Regions from separate parts of the Homo sapiens genome. Here regions 1 and 2 are each linked to region 3. Evidence: chromatin loops called from intact Hi-C (ENCODE). Cell type or tissue: natural killer cell. All regions are shown on one strand.

Region 1 (8,000 bases), 400 kb after region 3:
TATTAATTTGAGGGATCTGCTTCCCTCCTCTTCCTGCCTAAGAAGGCCCCACTAAGTGGCTAGAGTCAGAGGCTCCCTGGTCATCTTGAGTAGTGGGAATGCTTCTCCTGTCTGTCTGCAGCTGGTCTTAGAGGGAGGCAGCCCAGGTAGTATGGTAGGATGCTCCAAAAGACCCACCCCGCAGAAACCTCCATCACGTTTCTGTCTGCCTGAAATCCTTGCCATGGGTTCACTCCTTTGAACGTCCAGGAGGTTCATGTAAAAATGTAAAAGTTACCCCCTGACGTGACTTAACCATATGACATTTGACACACGACTATATGACATTTACTATATGGCTGAGCCTAGCAAGGTCCTGGGAATATGGAAAACCTGAAACATTTTGACAGGGTATGGAGGAGAGGAAGGGGAGAAAGCAGAGGAAAAGCTGACAAGGTCAAGGGATGCTTCTCGGAGAAGGGAGAAGGGCAGGAGGAGGATGTTCAGGCAAGGAGCAGAGCAGCCTGGAGATGCCAGTTTGGTGATTATGGACACCTTGGCTGCTTAGCCAGAGGTGGCCCTCACAATGCCATTCCTGCTGTGCCCACTGCCCAGAGTGCCAGCAAACACTGCAGGATTTGCTTGCTCAGACTTCAGGCAATGCAGCTTTGTCTGCTGGGGAGAATCTTACCATTTTTAACCTGTATTTGAACCAAGAGATTTGCGTGACCTCCACAGGAAAGTGCAACTATCTTCCAAAAATGTATAAATTATCAAAGATGTATTCTATAACAAAAATGACAGTCCTTGAGATGTGGTGGATTAATATTGCTAGATCAGGAGCTACTCAGATGAGGTAAAGTCCCTTTGGGAAAGCACAGAGCCTGGGGAATGAGGGATGGAGGCCAGTGTGCAGAAAAGCCGTGCGGAAACACCTCGTGCAGTCATTCTCCTATCGAGCTCTGGGAACCGCGGGGTGGGGGAGAATCCAAACAATCGGGAGGAAAAATATCCCTGTTCTAGCTGTTCAGGCTGCTGTAATGGAGTCCCATAACTGGGTGGCTCATCAACAGTGAATGCTTATCTCTCACAGTTCTGGAGGCCAGGAGTCTGAGATCAGAGTGCCAGCATGATCGGGTTCTAGTGAGGGCTGTCTTCCTCACTGTGTATCTGCGTGGTAGAAAGAGGGCAAGCTAGCTCTCTTGGGTCCTCTTTATTAGGGTACTAATCCCGCTCTGAAGGCTCCACCTCCACGATCAAATCACCCCCTGAAGATCCCACCTCCTATACCATCACATTGTCCGTTAGGATTTAATGTATGAGTCTGGGGAGGGACACAAACACTCACTCCATAACAACATGACAGCTGGCACCATGGCACAATTAAAGAGAAGAGAGGAGCAAGTGGGGGCTCAGGCAGTGTAGGCGGGATGGAAGCTCCCTGTGGGCTTGGACTCATGTAGGAGGGCTTCATGGAGGAGGTACATTGTGGTGCAGGAAGGCCCATCTCCATGGGTGTCTACGTCTCCAGGTGATGAGTCAATGTCTTTGCAAACATCAGAAACCCAAGAAGCATGGTGAGCAGGAACACTATGGGTAATCTTAGGAAATTTGTGCACAAGGATGGAGACATTCCAGAAAAAGAAATAAAAGAGGTGCATTCCTGCTGCCATATATGTGCTGAGCCCCATGAAGCAGTGACATATGGGAAAGAAAGGGGAAGAAGGAGGATAGGTATAGAAAAACCCTGCTTGAGATTCCAAAAGTAGATCAATGCAACCCATTTGTTCTTTCATTAATGTAATCATCCTTTATTGAATACCTACTATCCTGGGCAGTGTGCCAAATTGAGAATGCAATTATGCATAAGACATGGTCCCTGTCTTTGATGAATTTAAGATCCTCTGAAGGAAAGAGGTGTAAATGAACACTCACACTAAAAACAAGTGCTTTCATGGTGCTAGGTGCAAAACATCACAAAAACCCAACCACAGGAGCAACCAGCTCTACTGGAAAGACCCAACAGAGTCAGGAACAGATTTATAGAGGAGGAGGAACAATGGAGTTGATTTTTTTTTTTTTTTTTTTTTTTTTTGAGACGGAGTTTCACTCTTGTCGCTCAGGCTGGAGTATAGTGGCGCCATCTGGGCTCACTGTAACCTCTGCCTCCCAGGTTCAAGCAATTCTCCTGCCTCAGCCTCCTGAGTAGCTGGGATTACAGGTGCCCACCACCACTCCAGGCTAAGTTGTTTGTATTTTTAGTAGAGATGGGGTTTCACCATGTTGGGCAGGCTGGTCTCGAACTCTTTACCTCAGGTGATCCACCCGCCTTGGCCTCCCAAAGTGCTGGGATTACAGGCATGAGCCACCGTGCCTGGCCTGGAGTTGATTTTGAACATGACTCAGAATTTACCAGACAGGGTATTCCAGGGAGAGGGACCAGCACGGAAAGGGTGTGAACATGGGATGGTGCCAGGCCAGTGAGAGTGCCACGGATATGGGGCAGCAGGTGAGGAGGCAGGACACAGGTGAGGCCTGACCCCAGAAAGCCTATTGTGCCAGGCTATAGGGAATTTGGGTTTTCTGTTGTCAATGATGGGAAAATCAGTGCAGGTTTCCAGAAGAGGATGTGACAACTCACATTTTGTTCAATTGAGTTAAATAAGCACTTATAGAGTGTCTACCACATGCAGAACACTCACTGAATCGAGTATGGATGATACAAAGAAAAATCTATCCCAAGCCCTCCTGCCTACACTGCCTGAGCCTCATGGGACCCTAAATAAGTTTGGTAAGGAATGAGTGGTGAGAAAGGGTGAGGAGAAACAAGAGCACACATCGTCTTGATACGGGATCTAAATGGGTGCATGGTTCTAGGAGAGGCACAAGGGTTTATGGAGGTAGAGATTCCCAGTGTCCCAGATTTGTTTCTTCACTCTCAGGTCAAAGCAGGCCTTATTTAGGAGGCCCAGTCATTCCTCATTTCCCTTCCTTGGTAATATCACTACGATTCTCTCTCCTCCCACTGGCCAAAGTGTTTGATTAAGCCTGCAGAGAATGATGGGGTTCAGTAAGAATGCCAGCAAAGAGACGGCATAAAAGCCACCCAGAATGGGGCTGACAGCGTGGCCTCTTGATAGTCCCCCATGCTCTGTCCAGGGGGAGGATGCTAGGCTGAGACTCTAGGTGTTCTCGTAGTTTCGATAAAAACTATAATTGACCACCACAAGTACCAGTGGATGTGTGAGGGTGAGGGGAGAGCTGAAGATGAGTAGTTTGTTCTGATTTCAGTTTATTTTGGGCTCTTCTAGCCTCAAGTCTGTGTTCAGCTAAAGATATATGGCTGCATAGGCAAAGGGACCTGTTAGGTGAGCCTGAAGGTGATTCTTGCATAATTCTCAGAAACTCAATCAAGGTCTTCCTGTATCTCCCGCTTCCTCCCCTTTCTCCTGCCTCCAACCTGCACATGTCAGTGCATCCACATGCACACACATTCAAGCAGGACATAAGGCGGCCGGCCGGTCCACTTCAGATCATAACCAAAAGTCTTGGCCCCTCACCACTCACCTGTCAGCCTCAGGCAGCCAGGGACCCAGCATGGGAGGCACACCTCATGAGAACTACCCCAATGCTCAAGTGCCCGCAAATGCCCACAAACCCTTAAATGTGTCTAGGAACCTTTCACCAACTGAAGCCTGACTGCAAGATGAAGGAAGGACCTTTGGAATGTAATAAATGATTTCTAAAAAGACATCTCATCATCCTTTCTTTCATTCTCTCTCCCTCTCTCTCTCTCTCTGTGTGTGTGTGTTTGTGTGTGTGTGTGTGTGTCTGAGTTGCCTCAGGGCTGGTGGTTTCAAAACTAGCAGCTGCAAACTTATGAAGGGAAAAAAAAACCCAAACCACAAAACCCCGTCTTGTGAAAACTGTGTGCCAGTCTAAAAGTGGCAGTCCGTGCAGGAGAAAAAGCCTGTCAACGTTCAGGGCAGAAGCAGGCAGTGTGAGATCACAGCTGGCTCTTGACAGTGAGGAGGAATTCAAATGTGTCCTGGGCATGGGGACAGTAGGGGACAAGGACAAGGCAGAAGAGAAGCCGGAGGGGACTGAGGAGTCCAGATCCTGGCTGGCCAGGGGAGGCCTCTCTGGAATGGCTCCGTGCTTCAGCTGAGCCCTCTGAAAAATTCAGCTTCCCAGATGCAAATCAGACCAGCTGCTACTATCACATTACTGAGTCTTCTTCCAGAACCCCCGAGGTCCGGTCTCCCCTCTCCATCCACTCAGAAGCTTCTGAAGCATGACTGGCAGACATAAATCTCCCCCAACCGCTGGCTCAGCCCCCCTGCCCTCCCCTGAAGCTGACACCCACCCATGCTCCCCTGTGTAGGCTCACCTTTCAGAACACTCCCGATTACACATTAAGACGCTGCCCCAACCCAGCCCCAGACTCCTACTCTATGGCTAGTTTCAACCTACAACTCAATCCAGGGGTGCAGGGGGCTGGGGGTGCAACCGGGAAGCCCAAGGGAAGATCCACTTGGAGAGAATGAGGGTCCTGCCTGGCCCCAAGGCTGGACAGAGGAAATCCTCAGGTGTCATCAAAGATGAAGACTGGAGAAGGAGAGTTCCTGGAGGGACACTAACCAGCCTGGCTATTTCTCCTGCCACCCTCCCACCCCCCTACCCCCACCCCCGCCTAAGCTCCATACCAATGGCCTCTGGCCAGAACAAAGTGGATACTTGAGTCACTTGGCTAGATAGTTGGGCGGTGCCCTCTTTTGTATAGGAAAGGCAGGCCATCCATAGGCCCACAGACAGAGACAGAGGAGGCCAAGCCCCAGAGACCACAGTGGAACAAGTGTCTTGGGGTGCTTTGCCCATAGGTGCAGCTTAATGAAGGACAGCCAGAGGACACGGTTGTAAAAACAGGGCAGCAGAAATCTATGTGAATATTATAAGTATTTGAGGAGAAGCAAAGTTAGTGAAGTGATCAAAACGGAATGGGGTTAATGACAGAACGCTTCAAGGAGGAAGTTAAGTTCTGAAGGAGGGGAGGGACAACGGCTGGGGCAGAGGGGGGAAGAGGAAGTGTGTTCTGCAGGGGAGGGTGCTGTGTCTTTGGGAAGGGCAATACTGATTGCATGGTGGCCCTGGGAGCTGTGCCACTCTTGAAGGTCCTGCCTGGCGTTAATATTTGGATATATTTTCAAAGAGGGAGAATCCTCTTCTGTATTAGTAATAGGCATGTCCGTAGTTGAAAGAATGTAGATTTTGGAAGGAGCACACTTCAGAATCAGATCTGAGTTGAGATCTTAGCTCTGCCACTTATAAGCTGGGTAACCTCCCAAGCCTCACCTTCCTGAACTATAAAATGAGGAAATTATTTCATAAGGCTATGGTGAGAATGAAACGAGATAACTTACGCAAAGTCCTTAGTTCCATACCTGGCAAACAGTAGCTCCTAAATCAATAATGGCTAGTATTATGTATATACTTTATAGCTTATGGATTAGAAAACCAGCGATAGCAAGCCACTTTAAGTCCTCAAGAGGAAGAGTGTAAGGAGTTGGGTGGTCTAGATGCTGATCTCAGCAAGTCAGGCCCTGTTTCAACCTTTCCGTGAGATGCAGGCAGCCAGGACCTGGACAGAGCCCAAGGGCCAGGTCTAGAGTAGTGGTTGCGGAAAGGGCTGATGTATCAGCTTCAAAGGCTGACTTGCTGCAGCCCAAGACCTTGGTACATAGATTTAAGTCCCATCTGATTGAGAAGGAGGTGCATTCAGCCACATGTGTTCATAAACACTTAACAACTGGCTCTCCAGGTTTGTGTAATTTGCACTTATTTCATGATGCCCAGCTTCAAGCTCCCACTGGGCATGCAGTTGAGAAGAGATGCGTGCAACTGGCTCTCAGGAACCTCATGAGCCAGTTCCAGCACACCACTGCATCCAGCCACCCTGTCCCACAACCACAGCCCATCTCAGAGCAAAAGAGGCACCTGTCCTCTATGTCTGACCTAGCTTTGTCTAAGTGGAGAGGTAAGGAGTTAAAGCGGGGAGAAGAGCAGGCATTCCTGCTCTCTTCTCTGTCCCACACCGGCCAGAAGTAAAGCTTCCCTCCCTGACCCACTTCCCCTCAGGCCAGTTCCATACTGACTAGCAAGTTCATTTTCCTCACAAGCTGAAACAAAACAAAACACAAAACGTGGCCCTCTCCCTTGGGCCTTCAGCAGAGTAGCTCCGCTTTAAGAGGAATCACAGGGTGCAGCCCCAAATGCCATGGAGTCTGATAGTGCAGCAGGCCGGGGGCTAACGCTGTCTCCACCCAGCTCACCACGCAGGTGGAGCGGCCAGGACATGGGCATGCCTTGGCCTAGGCAGTGCACTTCCGGATTCCCTTTGGGAGGCAGCAGGGAGGGTCTGGCCTCATCCTTAATGAACTATCTGGCAGAGGCTGTCACAGAACCATGGGACGCCAGAGCCAAAAAGAGCTTAGTAATCACCTGTGTGTCCCTTTGCTGCGCAATGAGGGTGCTGCGGCAGAGGCCGCACCTCTTAGCTGTGTCACCTCTGGAGCTGGACCGCCCTCTCTGGCCTGCTGCTGGTGGTGCTCCTGCGTGTTGACGCTTGGACACTTTTTGAACAACATTTCTTCCATAACTGCAGTGGCCCCTGTGAGTAAAATCTCCCTGAGGCAGGTTCTATGCCTTCTCTTGTCCATTCCCCTTGGGCACCCAGTATGCCCTGAGTGTCCTTGTGACCAGAGCCACTCCTGTTTTGCAGTAAGGGAAGCCAAACAAGGAGCAGAGTCAAGGCAAACGTTCCAGTGCGTTCTGTATTGGGATTCTTCCCTTCAGGCACAGAAATTCTCATTTGCACTCCCCATTTGCCCTGGTGGGCATCCCAGCTGTACCTGAGTATCAGGTAAACCTGCCTTGGCTACATCAAGTCCAGGGATATGATGAACCATCTAGAACTAACCACATTCAATTAGTCCCCTAGCCAAGGGTGGGGTGAAGGAAATGAGAGGAACCTACAACTTTTTGCAACCTCTACTCCAACCGCCAGAGACACACCCTTCTGCCTGATGTTCTTTGACTCAAGGAGTTGAGAACCACTTTGGGTCTACACAGATATGACACAGCTACCCGTGTCTGCCTCGGTTTAGAAAGAGCTGGCTGAGCTCCTGCGTGAATCCTAAAGACAGGACGGTCATTTGAGTTTCAGCTGCAGGGATTCTTCTGCTAGGCACCTCTGCTTTGTAATCGGATGTGTACGAGGGCAACACAAAGGACTCCCAGCCCGGCTCTGCCAAGAGACTTTGTTGTGCTCCATGGTTCAAAGAAAAAAGGTAGGGGGAGAGATTAATGGAGCGAGAGGAGGCAAGCTTATTATATTTATCAACCATGTTCGCATTTCAAGTGCCCTGATTTATCTCACAGGTGGGAGGGAAGAACTGCTGGCAACCCTTCTCTCAGGGCTGTGAGTTTTGGAACAGGATTTCCTCTGCAAGTTGTCAAAGATCAGATAAAAGTCTTAATCTCAGGCACACACAGCCACAGGCTTTGGCCTCTGCCACTGTGTGTTCAGCTTTCAGTGATGAGACTGAACAATGGTTGGCGATGCTTTGCATTTAAAGAGGTGGGAAAAGAAAAGGATCAGAGTGGAGGTATGTGAGGCATATGGCACTGCCCGGGGGAAACACGAGTGCACCAAGCAGGCTCCAGAATGAACTCAGGACTCAGGACAACTGAGGTCCCCTTTTGCTCCCTTTGGTGTCCTTTTACCAGTCGTCATGTACACTAAATCAATGCACATACCTGTCACCCCTTTTTAAAAGGATGGCAACCAGATCATTCACCTCTCCTTCCCCATTCCAAGAGCCCGGTTCTTGAGAACCAGGCTGGAAGAGCATGTCCCAGGTACTGGCTGGTGGGACTGTGGAGATGGGAAGCATTTTGACCTTGTTCTCCAGAATGATTTTTGCTAAAGAGATGCTTATTTTTTCAAAATGCAATTCTATAAC
Region 2 (8,000 bases), 99 kb after region 3:
TTTGTTTATATATTCATGTCTCAGCTTTTAAACTGAGAACAACTTAAGAGCAAGGACTATGCCCTATTTATTCTTATATCTTTAGAATCTTAGACAGTACCCAATATATAGAAGGTATTTTATAAGTGTTTAGTGAATCCATTCATTCATTCTTGCTTTCATTTTATAAAAAATATTTATTTTGCACTTACTATGTACAAAACACAGTGCTAGATGATAAAAATATTGCAGTGAGCAAATCAGATATGGATATTAATCTTATGGAGCTTAAACTTTAATCAGGAAGAAAAAAAGCATCAGTTACCAATTTTTAGCTTCTATAGAATTATCCTAAATGCCACAATTAATAAGTACAAGATGTCCTTTTCGGGTATGAATGAAGAAATGAGGCCTAGGCTGGAAGAGAAATAGAAAGCGATATTTAAGTGTATCAGGTATCTATTGCTTCATAGTAAGTAGACCTCAAAGTGGCTTAAAATAACAACGATTTAATTATCATTTACAAGTCTGTGGATCAATTAAGAGGTTCTGCTGATCCAACCCCAGCTCTAATCTCAGCTGTGCTTCCTTATGAGTTTATGGTCAGCTGGGAGTTGGCTGGTCTGGGACAGCCTCAGTCAGGATCCTCCAGCAGACTAGCCTGGGCTTTCTGGGTAATGGTGGGGTTCAAAGAGAGTAAGCCCAGGCCTGCAAAGCCTTCTGAGACTCAGAATTGGCACAGTCACCACTCTGCAGCATTTCATTGACCAAGGCAAGTCACAAGGCCAGCCCAGATTCACAGGGTAGGAAAAGAGACTTCACCCCTCGGCCATGGAAGGAGCTGCAAAGTCACATTTTAAAGAGGGTAAGAGTGTAGACACAGGAAGGGGTGGCCATTGTTGTAATCAGCAGCACCAAGTTAAGGCGTAAAGAAGGGATAGGAGTCAACCAAACAGTTAGCTGAAGAGAACTGTGGTCAGCATGTCAAGGCCCTGAGGCAAGAAATAGCATGCAGTCGTCCAGAAGGCTAAGAAAGCCAGAGCGGCAGCATGCTGAGAGTGAGGGGTGAGTTGTACAAAATGAGGCTGGTAAGAAGGAAAGGGTCAGATGTTGCAGAGCCATGTAGTGTGGGCCTTGTTGCGATTTTCATCCTTTATCTGAAGAAATGTTTTAAGCAGGAGAGGGAGATGATTAGTTATTTAAATTTTCTCCAGTGATACCAATGTGCAACCAAGGTTGAAACTCTCTGTGTAAAAGAAAGGCACAACTTAGGAAGTTGTTATTACTTGTTATCCAGGTGAAAGACGACAGTAGCTTGAATGAGTGTAGTTACTTAGTGAATGAATGAATAAATAAAATTAAACTCCAAGGGAGAGATTTAGGATCCACAGGAAGACTGCCTTGTTTCAAATCACAGCTCCAGCACCCACTAGCTGTACTTGCTGGGGAAACCTCAGTACATTCTTTCATCCCTTTGTGCCACAGAGCCTTCTTTCCCAAAACGGAGATAGCAATAATACCTACCTTAGCAGTGCATTATAAAAACTAATGCATTAATGCTCATAGAGCAGTTATCATCATGCCAGGCAAATGATAGGCACTCCATAAACGTTAACTACTGTGATTGTTGTTAAAAGGATGATGTCTGAGGCAGTACAGTATCTCATGCAGAAAAGCTCTCATCCCAAAATGAATCTCTATTCTAATCCCAACTATACCCTGTAGCTCTGACTGTGCTCATGTGGTTGCAATTAAGCCAAAGCCCAAGGTGGGACCAGATACTGTCCATTTCATCTCGGCTTGTCATCCATCCTCCTCAGGTCTGCCTGGTGCTCTGACATCTGGCTTCCACTCATCTGGGGGAGGACAGGGAGAAGCCAGACAGCCATGAATCCTGCTGTCTGCTCACAAATTCGCAGTCTAGGGAGGGCTAGGGGGAGTTGCTGTCAGGGGATATGTGTAGCTCAGTAGCAGAGGCTGATGCCCTTGGGCTGTGCCAGGACTGGGGGTCAACTAAAATCCTTCCGGAGACTGCAGAACCCAGTCGTGGCCTGGCTTTCCCTAAAAACTCCCCAGCGACTAAAGGTGAAACACCTTAGAAGCAAGGAGGGCCATCGGAGCCTGAACCTGAGCTGTTTCCATGTGTGCGTACAGCCTTGTGGGAACAGAGGGAGAGCTCCGTTCTCAAGAAAGGCCATCATACGTAATGAACTGTTTTGACCAAATTACATACTTAAAATATGGCCTAGAACAAAGGCAGAACACTAATGAATCAGAGTGGTGAGGGTCTTTGAGTGGTAGAATTAGAAATGCTTTTACTTTTTTCTTTTTTGCCTTTTTGATAATAAGCATACCATTTTAACAATCAAAACAGTGGAAATTTACAAATGAAACTCTAAGTATGTCAGGGAGTTCCCCTCATTCTTAGCCCGTGAGTTGCTTCTTATAACCCTATAGTTTAATTCCAGAGAAAAAAGGTTTCAAGTAGAGCCAATCTCAGTTTACTTCACTTAGGGAGATTAGACACATACGTGACCCCAGCCAAGCCACCACAAAAACGCCCCCAGCTCTTGCCCCATATCTCCTACACGTCAGCTCTGGCCACTTAAAATTTCTCTTGCCTATTGCTTAGGACAATTGGCCAAGATCTCACTGGTGATGTAAAAGTTGAGTTGAATCTTAGATGAGACACAGAGTGCTACTTACTACATATAAAGTACTTAGCATAGTTCCTGACTAAAGAGAGATTTGAAGAAATGTTATTAGCAGGATTTCAGTCTTTCTCGCCAGAACACACTTGATGTTGACTGAGATCCCTGAGCTCTGGTCCTCTGCCTGATGTGAAACATAAACAAAATTAAAAGGAAGTCAGATAATAAAAACAGACCCTTGCTAGAATGTCCCTTGTTGAAGTCACCTAGGTGCTATTGGTAGATACAAAGTGTTTTATGAGCGATGCTGGTAAGAGCTCTTTTCCAAGTTATCTCCCCAGGCACCTCTGCCTGAAATTGGTGGTGGTTACAAGCAGAGTTTTGAAGAAAGACCTGGGTCTGGACCCTCTCTCCCCTGCTTACAGTTGTGGGATTCCAAAAAAGCTACTGTCTCTGTTTCTTATCTGGCGCTGGGGCAATGACTCCTGCCTTACACAGCCATTGTGTGAATACTAATCCATGATGTCATACCGCACATGCCCAAGAGCAGGCAGGAGGCCCTCTCCCTCACTTCTTCCAGGCTCTGATGGAATGGCAGCTTAGTAACAGCCTTGCTGTAGTCACCCCGTATTCAGCAGAGGCTCTCCTCCAGCCCAACACATATGCACAAAGGCTCTCCCCAGCCTCCTGCCCTGCTTCACCATTCCCCAGTGTCTTTATCTCCACCTGAAGTTTCACATGTACTTGTCTGTCTCTCCGAAGAATTTAAGTGCCACGAGGGCACGGTGGTTTATTCACCTCTTTAATAGTAGCTGGCATGCAGTAGGCACTCTGTAGGCATTTGGAATTAATGAATAAGTAAATACCTGGATTAATTAACTAGTATTTCAAGGGAGAGTGGGATCCTTGGGAAAGAAGGATAGATTACACCACAGTTTGCTATAGAAGGATGCCTAAGATTGGTCTTTGTCAGTTAATTACTCACTGATATAACATTGGCTAGTCAGTTGCTCTTGAGCCTCAGTTTTCCATATCTAAAAAAGAGACAATGTCACTTACCATACTTACCTCAAACAGCTAGATGGAGGATAAATCTCAAACATGGGAATAAGTCTGCTTTGAACACTGTAACTCACCATGTAAAAATGAGAATTTGGATTTTTTTAAGAAACTTAGCAGTTAATTTCCTGGGTAATATCCTAATAGAGAAATGTCCCACGTGGTATGGGACAAAGGAGAATGCCTCATTTGGATCCACATCTGATTTTAAACCTTGCTGCATCAACCTGACCCACCCAACACAACTTCACTCCCTTGGTCCCAGATTGGCAGGCACACAAGCCCTGAGGACAGTATGGCTTCAGGTCTCCCATCCGCCCTGTCAAGCAAGACGCGCAGCTTGGCACAGCCAGCCCTGTAGCCAGCCCAGGCCTCGTAATGGGATACAGAGCTCGTCGCTAGGTGCAGCAGAGTTTGCATCAGGCGTTGTCACTGTCTGGTGGTTGCCTGGTGACCCTAATGGAAAATGAGTGGAGGCAGCCCCTACCACAGAAACCACTCCCTCAGCTGGCAGGCTTGTCGGAAAGCCCAGTGCCATGGGAGGGGGAGGGGCTGCCACAGAGGAGCTGTCACCCAGGCGCCCTGTGTAGGTGGTGGCAGGGACGGGGAGAGAAGGGCGCAGAGCCACAGGAGGGCTCAGCAGTGGTGTCTGCTCTCCCTTCTGCATGAATTGTTGCTCATAAAAGATGGGTGAGCCCAGCACAGTAACTAATGCTTATCCCCAGGCCCAAATTTAGGTAAAAGCACACAAAAAGTCTCATCAGTGGTCAATGCTCCACAGCTCCAAACACAGGAAGGTGCATTCTCAAGCTGTTATGAGAAGCTCACTCAAGCTGATGGTATTGACAGCCACAGCCCCCATGCAGGGAAGGCTGGACCCGACACCTGCCCACGAGAAGCAGCATACCTGGGACTGGAGGGACTTCCTGGCCTATAAGAAGAACACTAAGAGGGGAGGAGGACTCGGGCTGATTGGGAAAACAGATGGTGAGCTCCATCCGTGGGAAAATAAATGACAGCGTGCATTTAAGAGGTTGAGCCCCAGAGCCAAGCCTGCTGAAATGCCAGCTTATCAAAAGCACAGGAGCACTGTGTGCTAGACGCTCTATCATACTCTCTTCCATCCTGGTTTCTCTTAATCCCAAGATAATGTCTGTAGGCATTGGAAAGTCTTGCTTGAGAGACGAAGAAATGTAGGCTCAGAGAGGTTGAACAGTTTGTCTGAGGTCACACAGCTACTCAATCACAGGATTTAACACAGGCTTTTCTGCTTTCAAGTCTAACATTCCTTCTCCTAACATCGTGGGAGAAAGTGATTTTCCACCAGCATACCAACTGTCTTTCTCTCCTCTATTCCCTTTCCCGAATATCTGGCAAGTAACATTCCCCAATTCAATATTATCTTTTTATGATCTTGAGAAATCAAGAATTAAGTTCATTGATTTATTTGTTTGTTTATTCATTTATCCATCCAAAAACCTATTTATTGAGTAGCTACCAATTCCAGGCACCAAGCTAGGTGCTAGGGAGTCCACAGTGAACAGATGTGGTCCCAGTCCTCAAGGAAATTGGAAGATATTTATTTAGCCCTCTAAAAGATAGTTTACAGAATTGTGAAGCAGCTTAGCACAAAAGATATACCAATTACCCACCTTTGTACTGTGTCTCCCCATCACTATTCCTCCTGTGTTTAGAAAGAAACACGATCTCCATTTTATTCCATTCTCCTCTATTCAAATCACTTCCTAAGCAGCATGTCAGTGACATTTCCAATCCTGCTAGTGATTAGTGTCTGTCCAATGAAATGGTGATGAGGTTATAAAAAGTAACAAATAACTAATATTGTGTAAATACTGTGTGTGTCTATATATATATAGACACACATATATATATACATATATATACATATATATATATAGACACACACACATATATATATATATGCCGAAGGTCATTCAATGAATTTGTTACCGTCACTACATAATGGGTTGAGTGCAACGAAGAATGGCTGAGGCTGCAGCTGAGCTCAGTCTCATTCATGAGAGCCTGAGTCCTGGAGGCCCTGCCAGGAGTTGGGCCCTCCCTGTCTGCCTCCAGGCCTCAGTTTGGAGCGGTCCTCAGGTTTCTGGGTGCTTCACTTCATTTGTACTTGGCCGAAGACAGTTTCCTGTTTCTAAGAAAAGACTGCTTGGATGTCTTTTGAGGGCCTTTGGACAGCAAATCCTGCTGGCCTGGGAGGGGCCGAGGGGCAGCACCAGGGGGAAGGGAAGCCACCAGGGAGGGCTTGTTCTCATTAACCCCTTCCAGCCCGAAGGTGTCCTGGAACTCACAGAGTGAGGCGATTGCAAACGTTTGTCAGATTGGATGAAAAATGAAGACAAGTTTATGCTTGGGCCAAATATGCCTGAATTATTTGAAGAACATCTGGATTTGCTTAGCCTAAATGAAAAGATCTTACATGACAAGGACTACAGAAAGGGACCTGTGCGTCCAGCACCTTGGAGCATCCGGAGAGACCCTGCCCTTTCTCTGTCTCCCGCTACAGCTCTCTCCAACTCTGCCTTTTCCTTCCAGCTTGGAGTCCCACAAATGGCTTTTCCAGTGATATCACACGCTGTTGCCATGGAGGCAGCTGTTATGGCCAAACAAAACTGTGTGACCTTCACCCTATGGCTTGCAACCTGTGGCAGAACATGGAAGGGAGTCACTCTGTGACCACAGGCCTCAGTGGAGCTCTCTGGGTACAAATACAAATGGAACTGCTGGGACACACTGTGGTGGGAACGGAGACCCTGTGACGGAGCTGGGAAACGCTTGGGAGGGTGGAGCAGCGCAGCCTCCTGCGGCGACAAGGCCATCCAGACCCTGATGTGAACAGCAGCTGCCTCTCCTCTGCCACTGCCAGTCCAGCCCCACCCACGCTGGACTCTGCTCCCCTCTCATCCAGCTCTCTCCAAGCCTTGGTGAGCCACAATTAACAGCAATGCTGGCAGTGGCTTACACAAGCTTTTGATGGGAGAAACGCTATGCTGAAGGTTATGAAAGCAGGTTCTGGAACCCTAGCCACCTGGGTTCTAATCTGGGTTCCACGACTCAACAGCAGTGTGGCTTTACAAAAGCCACTCGGGATCCCTAAAGCCTCAGTGTCCCAATGTAAGACACGTCAGCCCTTGCAGGGTTATGATCATCCATTGAGATCATGTAGGTGGAATCCTCCTAACAGATCTTTCTGTGTTCACTCTTGCCAAAAAATGAATCTGATCATGTTGCTGCCCCATTGAAACCCTCCAACAGTTTCCCACCACCAGGAATAAGATCCTAACCATGGTCCACAAGCCACACCCGCTGGCGGCCCATAAAACTCAACTCATGGCTGGGCGGGGTGGCTCATGCCTGTAATCCCAGCACTTTGAAAGGCCAGGGCGGGCAGATCACAAGGTCAGGAGATCAAGGCCATCCTAGCTAACATGGTGAAACTCTGTCTCTACTAAAAATACAAAAAATTAGCCAGGAGTGGTGGCGCACGCCTGTAGTCTCAGCTACTCAGGAGGCTGAGGCAGGAGAATCGCTTGAACTCAGGAGGCAGAGGTTGCAGTGAACTGAGATCACGCCATTGCACTCCAGCCTGGGCGACAGAGCAAGACTCCGTCTCAAAAACAAACAAACAAACAAACAAAAACAAAAACTCAACTCATGCCCTGGTCCACTGGTGGATCTGCTCTGACCACCCACCCTGCCAGGCCCTCTCTCTGCCTTCCAGTGTGCTCTGTGCAGGAGTGTCAGCCTGCTCTTCTCTTCTCAGGGAGACCCCCACCCCCTATTGTCAAGTCTTCTGTCTCAGCACAAGTCACCTCCTCAGCAGGGAACCATGAATCTAAAGCTGCTGTGTTCCCCACCCCGGGACTCTCTAGCCCATTTTCTGTGTAGTATTCTTTTTTCCTTTCTTTCTTTTTTATTATACTTTAAGTTCTAGGGTACATGTGCACAACATGCAGGTTTCTTACATATGTATACATGTGCCATATTGGTTTGCTGCACCCATGAACTCGTCATTTACATTAGGTATTTCTCCTAATGCTATCCCTCCCCCAGCTCACCACCCCACGACAGGCCCCAGTGTGTGATGTTCCCCACCCTGTGTCCAAGCGTTCTCATTGTTGAGTTCCTACCTGTGAGTGAGAACATGCGGTGTTTGGTTTTCTGTCCTTGTGATAGTTTGCTGAGATTGATGGTTTCCAGCTTCATCCATGTCCCTGCAAAGGACATGAACTCATCATTTTTTATGGCTGCATAGTATTCTATGGTGTATAT
Region 3 (8,000 bases):
GCCTCTTGAGTAGCTGGGATTACAGGTGTGTGCCACCATGCCTGGCTAATTTTTGTATTTTTAGTAGAGATGGGGTTTCACCATGTTGGTCAGGCTAGTCTCGAACTCCTGACCTCGTGATCCGCCTGCCTTGGCCTCCCAAAGTGCTGGGATCACAGACGTGAGCCACCGTGCCCTGCCTGCTTCCTTGTTTTAATGCTTCCTTGGAGTATCTTCAGTCTCCCGTTTATGGTTTCACATCCTTCTACCATGAAAGGCACACTTCAGTGCTGCATCCAAAGCAGCGTCATAAAGATGTTCCCATGGGTTCATTTCGCATTTGCTCCCAAATCTTCCACATGAGAAGACTAACTTAAAAGGGTTCCTGAAACATACCATATGCCTGGAGCAGTATTAATAATGCCGTTTCACATGTTTAGAGATCTTTAACTCTTCTTCCCTGTGCTGGTCAGTGCACGTCTTCAGAGGCTCAGTTCTATAGGGCTCTGTCAGGCTGATTCTTACAGAAAAATACTCCCATGCTCCTTATATAAGGAATTAACACTACTGTGAAAGAATCCTAGAACCATTGCCATTTAGTTGAAATCTTGCTTCTTTTATGCAAATTAATAATAATATAATTATTAAGAGAGTTCAGAAGTGCTAGCCAGTTTCTCTTTTGTCAGCAGCTGTCTGGAAAGCTTTTACCTAGAGAACAACTTTACATTCTAGAGCTTCTTTTCTCTAGAAGACTCCAGATAATTCTCAAACCATTCTCTTTGAAAGATGGAGAAAACTAGGCCCAGTGGAAGGCAGTGAATCTCCACTGGCTGCTTTCGAACCTGTTCCAGATTCAGTGTACAGAACCTCAGTCCTAGGTCAACTTTCCAACATATGGCACTGCTTCCTGGACACAATCTGTCATTTAAAAAATAATGTTTATAAAACATTGATCTGTGAACCAGAATCTCCTGGAGTGCTTATTTTAAGATTAAATTTTAGTGGAAAAATTGGTGAAATCTGAATAAAGTCTGTAAATAGTAAGTGAATAGTATGCGAAAATTAAGTGAATAGTAATGTTCCACAATTGTGTATGAAATTAACGTTGCGCTTTTGGGTATTTAACCAAGTGAATTGAAAGCAGGGACTTGAACAGATATTTGCAAACCCAGGTTCATAGCTGCATTGTTCACAATAGTCAATAGGTAGAAACAATACACATATCCATCAACACACAAATGAAGAAAGAAAACGTGGTATATACATGCAATTGAATATTATTGAGACTTACAAAGGAATGAAATTCTGACACATGCTGCAATATAAATGAACCTTGAAGACACTACGTTAAGTGAGACAAGCCAGATACAAAAGGGCAAATATTGCATGATTTCATCTATATGAGGTACCTAACAGAGTCAAATCCATAGAGACAGAAAGTAGAATGATGGCTGCCAAGACAGAACGGAGTGTTATCATTCAATGGCTACATAGTTTCCATTTGGGAAGATAAAAGATGGATGATGGTGATGGTTGCCCAGCAATGTGAATGAATATTCTTAATGCCATTGAACTGTACACTTAAAATAATTAAAATAGTAAATGTTATATTATGTATATTTTACCACAATTTTTTAAATTAAAATTAGGGGAAATGGAATGGAGGTGAAGGGTATACTAAATTCACAATACTGTCTGTGTGACTTTCTTTGTAGCTCTAAAATGATTTCCCAAAATAGTTGATTTTTTTTAAGCCACTAATGGAGGACTAGACGTTCACCATAAACAACAACAAGAAAAATATATTTCTGGCCTCCACACTAAACTGTATCAGAATCTCTGGAGTTGGGAGGTGGGCAAGGCACTTTATTTTTAATAAGTTTTAAAATTTAAGAACCACCTTTTCTTCAAGTTATTTCTAATAATTATGTTCTTTCTTCCTACCTCTTTCATCAATAATGGAATGAAATCTGTGTGTGAATTTCCAGGCCACCAATTTTGTAGGTGGATGTTGCTTCATGACTGTGCTCTGGTTAGGCTTCGGGGCTCAGCGAGGACCACTGGGAGTGTATGTAACCCCAGAACTAATGGTGTCGTCAGGCCCCCACCCCTTCCCCAGATCCTCTCTCTGTGGCTCCCACTTTCTTTTCACTTCCACTTCTCTACCTTAGAAAAAAGGCTCCATTCCTGAGAAACTTAGTAACCATGAGTTGATTAGGTCATGCCCAAGCTCATTTCCCTCTCCTTCCTCACCCTCTTTGAATGACCCCTTTCAAAAAGGGTCAGGGTCAGATTTGTAATGGAATACAAGAACAACAAGCAAGAAAATGTGACAAGAGCATTGAGCTTTAAAACCTTATTGTGTCGATGCTACACTCAATAAAAAGGAAAAAACAGTGGTCATGGGCATGTCAGGCTGGGGACTTGGAGGCTAGAAGTGAGTCCTGTTTCCTCCATGAAAGCCACAGCACTTTACTTCTCAGTGACTCAGTTTCCCACTTGTAAAATGGGAGAGGTGGAAGAGAAAGACTCTAAGGGTTTCCCCATCTTTGAAAGAGTGTGATTGAAAAAAATAAGACCATCCTGACCTGAAGTGGCCACTATCCTTAGGAGCAAACTTGCACAATTAGCAGCTCAACGCTCAACATTTCTTTTCTTATCTCTTTTTTTTTTTTCTTTTTTTCTTTGAGACAGGGTTTCACTCTCATCACCCAGACTGGAGTGCAGTGGCATGACCTCGGCTCACTGCAACCTCTGCCTCCTAGGCTCAAGTCATTCTCCTGCCTCAGCCTCCCAAGTAGCTGGGACTACAGGCGTGCACTGTCTTGTCCGGCTAATTTTTGTATTTTTAGCAGAGACAGGGTTTCACAATGTTGGCCAGGCTGGTCTCAAACTCCTATTTCAAGTGATCTACCCGCCTTGGCTTCCCAAAGTGCTGGGATTACAGGCATGAGCCACCGCGCCCAGCCAGCAGCTCAACATTTCTTAATAAAGATGGAACACTAAGATGATTCAAACTAAACTTCTAAATGTAAGAAGATTATATGACTGAGTCAACTTTTCCAACACCTCTAAAAGAGAGGAGTGTTGGGAGGAGAGAGGCACTGGTGGCCTCTGAGAGACCGTGAGGTGACTCTGTTTTCTGATGTGTATGTAAGTGGCTCCTGTCTTATTCTTTATTGAAGAAAAGGAAACTGTGACAGCAACAAGTTTGGTGTTTAGAAGAAGACAAGAATGTGGGGGCTTGCTGATGCCCCCACGCTCTCTTCTCATTTTTCTCCTCACTCGTGATTTCTGGCCAAGCAAACAGTTCCCTGGAGGATGGCATGACCTTGAGTGGGCTGGTCTAGTCTTTGGAGCTTTGGAAGCCGGGATGCTGAAGTTTGGAGATGGTATGCTTGCTGCTCAGGGTTGGAAGCTTAGGTACTTAATAAAGTCTGAAAGCTGTTGTTCCAACAGGGATAACCAGTGCCCCAAAGCCACTCTGAGCAGCACTGAGTTAGCAGCTCCAGCCAGACTAGAAGAAGGGAAGCAGGTCAACTGAGAGCTGACACAGAGAGCCCAAAGCAGGGTGGGAAAAAAGGGGGCAACACAGACAGATTGAGATGAGAGGGCTCCCTTCTGCCAGAATTGCCCTTCCCGCATGAGCCAGGGTTGTCTAGGCACAGCAGCTTCCTTAAGCATCCCTAAATTCACCTTCCTGGGCTCTGGGGTATCAAAATCTTGTAAGCAGTCCCACAGGCCTGCCAGAACTTTGTCATTCCTCCTGCTGCTTTGACTGACTTTGGGAACTGGATGATCCTTCTGCCTGGTTTGTGGACTCTTGATTTTATTCTTGCTGCCACTAAGGCTGCTATAATGGTTGTCGGATTTCCTTGGAACTTGAAGATGGGCAGAGGGTGCTTTCATAGTTACTGACAAGGTAATGTCAGGAGCACTCATTTCCCTGACTCTGGAGATGAAAGCAAACAAAAACAAAAACAATAAGCAGTTTATATTGGGCCAACCATCTGTGGTTAAGGAGAAAGGCCAAGCAATGACTACAGCTTCCCAGCCCAAACAGGCTCCAGGAAAGAGGGCTCAGTTCACAGGCTGGGAATATGGACAGCCAGAGACACTAAGGCCGGTTATGAGCTTTCATGAATCTGAGCTGGAGCCTCATCTGCCTGTTTTGCATTTCAGACAGGAGGAGGCAGTGTGGATGAGACTGTCAGAACTGGCAGCATTTCCCCTTGCAACTCCACAACTTATTTGCTGAGTGACCTTGAGCAAGCTCCTTAACCTCTGAGAGGCTTCAATTCTCTACCTGTGAAACAGAACCAGCAACATTTCATTAAAAGTTAAGGAACCTGGAGCATAATGACATTTCTCTATTAGAGCTTTCTCGGCTTGCCCCTTGGTAATTTTTGCCTTTCAGCACCTTTCTGGAAAGAAATGAAATGAGTAGTGTCTTCTTGTGAATAGGTGTCTTTTATAGAGTTATGGAAAAAATAATTCCCTTGCCCCGGCACCTTTCTTTCGTTGCTAGTTGTGCCACTGACTTGTTGCATATCCTGGATCCAGTCAGTTTTCTTTTCCTTGCCACTAGACCAACACTAGATCTTATAGCAGCCCCCATATACAAATGATTTCCACAGGATCCTCATGCTGCGTGTTCTCAGGCTCCTGATAGTGAGTGTTGAACCATCAGGCCATTCAGAGTTCACTGAATATGACTTTTGCAATAAAGATTAGATCCTAATAATCCCTGCTCACAACACGATTACTAGCTAATCCGTCCCAGTCGAGGGTTTCTTTTCTCCTTTGAGTCACAAGGAATCCTTATTACATGAAAGATGAAAACATGAAATGCCTATCAGAGATATCACCACATGCACCGCCCCCCGAACCAGGCCGTGGGGTCGGTCAACGAGTTCTCCCTGTGGTTTGGATGCTGACACCTGAGTGACTCCCCTCATGAGCTCAGAAGCAGAGAGAGGGAACTGTTTTCAGAGCAGAGAGGTGGCTTAGAGGAAACATGTACAGGACTTGGCAAAGAACCTGACTCCATGTGAATGCTCACTCCGTGTGAAATTGTTCTTATTATAGTGATTTGTGGGGAAGAAATAACCAAGGAGGGAAATAAACAACCACAGTGACAAGATAAAGGAAGAAACCTAGGCCCTAGAAAGGAAAGTTTTCTAGGCTGATTTCTACCCCTGAAATGCACCCATCGACTCTTCTGGAAACTCAACTGTGCCTCCCACCTCTGAGGTCAGCCCCTCCCGGGGCTAACTGCAGCCCAAGCAAGCCCCCGTGGCAGGAGTGTGGCAGGGGCCTTCAGCTCACCCACCTCTGCTCTCTGAACATGGCACAACGAGCCTGTCAGACCACTTGCAGCCCTGCTATTTGATCTTATCGGGCCCTGTCAGGGAGGTGAAGTGCATGCGTCAAGAAGTTCGTGCCTGTTCATCATTGTGGTTGCCCCGAAGTGGAGCAGGCAAGGTAACACTTGAAGCCATTTTTGCAGAGAATTGCACAAACAGCAGCGGGTGTCATAGACTCAGTGGTTCCACTTCGGATCGAGAAAACACCCACAGAATGGTAGAGGCTGCTAAAGAAACACCACAAAACACAGAGCAACATATACTCATGCACACACACCAGAGCAGTGTGAACCAAAGCCCCGGGCAGGAGGACGTGCTGTGTGCCAACAAAAAACAAAAGGGGAGATGCATTATTTGTTTTGGGGTAGAAAGGTTGCGGGACTGAGGCTCTGCTGCAGACAGATGGGCGCTACACTTATTTGTTGGGTGGCAGAAAAGTTGGGGGACTGAGGCTCTGCTGCAGATGGGTGGGCACTGTATGACTTTCTTTGAGGAAGGCACTTCTGAGAGTGAGAAAAAAAAACAACTGATAGTTCTTGGAGCTTGAAACTGAGAGTTTCTACTATGGAGAATTGAAAACAATTTCCTTCTGAGGGAGAAGGTAGATGGAGCAAGGGAAGTCCAAATTAGGCCCCTTTTGGAGGTAATAGATATTTTCAATCTGCTAAGCAGTGAAGCAGGCAGAAACTGACAATTGTTATAATTATTCTTGTATAAAGTAAATAAGATTTTTCTCAAAGGAGAAAGCACCTGTTGATTTGGCTAAGTTAAGCATTAGAAACACCTGAACTTACCGTTACACATTCTTCAATTTGGCAAATGCAATACAAGAGTGAATGAGACAAACCTTGACTTGTTCTCATATAATTTATTATCTAGTAGAAGAAGACATTAAGGAAACAGACACTGAAATATATAATTATGAATTATGATTTGTGTTTTGAAGAGAGTGTTCAGTGTTTATGAGACAGAATATCTGTTTTTACCTAGAAGTTTGATTGTCTATTCAATACGCATTTTAAAAGTAGTTATTCCATGTAAAATTGTAGGGATATACAGGAATTATTGATATATGATCTTTACTTTCCAAGAGCTCAAAACCTTTTAAGGGACTCAGGCACGCTGATAGATAAATAGTAGTATTTAAAAGTAGAAATAAGGCCAGGCGCGGTGGCTCATGCCTGTAATGCCAGCACTTTGGGAGGCTGAGGTGGGTGGATCACCTGAGGTTGGGAGTTTGAGACCAGCCTGACCAACATGAAGAAACCCTGTCTCTACTAAAAATACAAAATTAGCCAGGCGTGGTGGCGCATGCCTGTAATCCCAGCTACTCTCAGGAGGCTGAGGCAGGAGAAACGCTTGAACCAAAGAGGTGGAGGTTGCAGTGAGCCGAGAGTGTGCCATTGCACTCCAGCCTGGGCAACAAGAGCAAAACTCCGTCTCAAAAAAACAAAACAAAACAAAAACAACAACAAATAAAAGTAGAAATGAGAGATTTATCACGAAATTATTCTAAAACCTACATTTTTTCTAGAAAAAATATGAATAGGCTTTGTGCTATATACTTCTTCCAGTTATCCAGATCTGAGCTTTTTAAAAAAAATATAATTAAGCTTAACAAACACGAAAGATATTACTATTCACCTGGTGGAAACCATCCAACTATGGGCATTGCATTTTACAGCAGTGCTTCTGAAGCTTTAATGGATGTGTAATTATCTGTGGAATTTGTTGTTAATAAAATGCAGATTCTGATTCAATCTGTCTGGAGTGGACCCTGGGATTTCACATTTTTTTGTATCAATTTTGCAGATAATGGGATGCTAGTGATCTACAGAGCACAGTTGGAGTAGCAAGGTCTTAAGGAAGAAATCAAATTCTACAATATTATGTTCAATTAGTATTCTTTCACTCAACATAAATTTATTGCATATCAGCTATGGAGTCTGGTTATATGAAGCCTTAATCATCCCTTCCCTTACAAAAGCAATTAGAAAACAAATTTAATTTTTTTTACAAAAGAGTTCTGAACTCCATATTGGCTTGACTCATGGTAGTGTTGTGTTGGATGATATAAATTTGTATTGACATAAATGTATTTGGCAGAGGTTGTTCTGAAACTCAACGCAACTCACAGACACTCTCATGCGAGCAGAGACCATCCCTCTGGAGCAGAGAGCACAATGTGCCTTCTGCCTCCCTCCCCAACTCATCACCTTCCCTCTCAACGTCCTTCTGCCCGGCTGCCCCTCAGGCAGGCGGCCCCAGAGGCCGTGGGCATGCTGCTGTCCCTCCCCACAGTGATACTCATCACCAAAATGAAACCTGACACCAGAATTGTCATCTTACTGAGAAGATGATAAAACTCATTTAACCTTTCCACTCAATAGGCTGATAATTCCCTCTGTCCTGATGAACGTTGGTGAGGTTCACTGAAGAGACTCAAGTTACCAAGGGCATGCTAATGCAAGGGTTATTCTTTCCTTTTCACATTAGGAGTTCACTTCTACCCAATCATTTTCAAACTTCACAGAAATGGAATTTCCATACTCAGATATGAAGAAAGCACCTTGATTTCCTCCACCTTCACATCATGAAGAACATCGAAGCTGGGATGAACGATGAAAGGAGGTAATATTCTAGGCATAGACAAAG

The links. Peaks named below come from ENCODE experiments on the same cell type or tissue, not always from the same donor. Only the 100,000 strongest peaks of a DNase experiment are listed, where the experiment ranks them.
Region 1: it touches region 3 in a loop (2.2-fold over the local background); 2 of 110 quality-filtered maps call a loop at or near these places.
Region 2: it touches region 3 in a loop (7-fold over the local background); 12 of 110 quality-filtered maps call a loop at or near these places.

The regions. Positions count from the first base shown.
Region 1 is chr11:128,721,886-128,729,885 of GRCh38, forward strand. All of the region lies in intron 1 of FLI1 (Fli-1 proto-oncogene, ETS transcription factor), which reads left to right. Among named protein-coding and RNA genes, the nearest start is that of SENCR, 30 kb to the left of the region's middle. RefSeq lists enhancers at 3,845-3,924, 3,965-4,134, 4,381-4,880, 4,905-5,004, 5,025-5,084. In natural killer cell, no CTCF peak of the experiment used is centred here; DNase peaks (open chromatin) are centred at 1,846, 3,876, 5,046, 7,486 and 1 weaker place; H3K4me3 peaks cover 331 bases; H3K27ac peaks cover 5,707 bases.
Region 2 is chr11:128,418,620-128,426,619 of GRCh38, forward strand. The region is part of intron 1 of LOC124902789 (a long non-coding RNA gene); the gene reads left to right. Among named protein-coding and RNA genes, the nearest start is that of MIR6090, 100 kb to the right of the region's middle. RefSeq lists enhancers at 3,708-4,208, 6,215-6,509. In natural killer cell, no CTCF peak of the experiment used is centred here; a DNase peak (open chromatin) is centred at 4,182; H3K27ac peaks cover 1,508 bases.
Region 3 is chr11:128,319,401-128,327,400 of GRCh38, forward strand. The region is part of intron 1 of LOC124902787 (a long non-coding RNA gene); the gene reads right to left. Among named protein-coding and RNA genes, the nearest start is that of LINC02098, 110 kb to the left of the region's middle. RefSeq lists an enhancer at 4,824-5,958. In natural killer cell, a CTCF peak has its summit at 4,231; DNase peaks (open chromatin) are centred at 4,181 and 5,451; H3K27ac peaks cover 5,438 bases.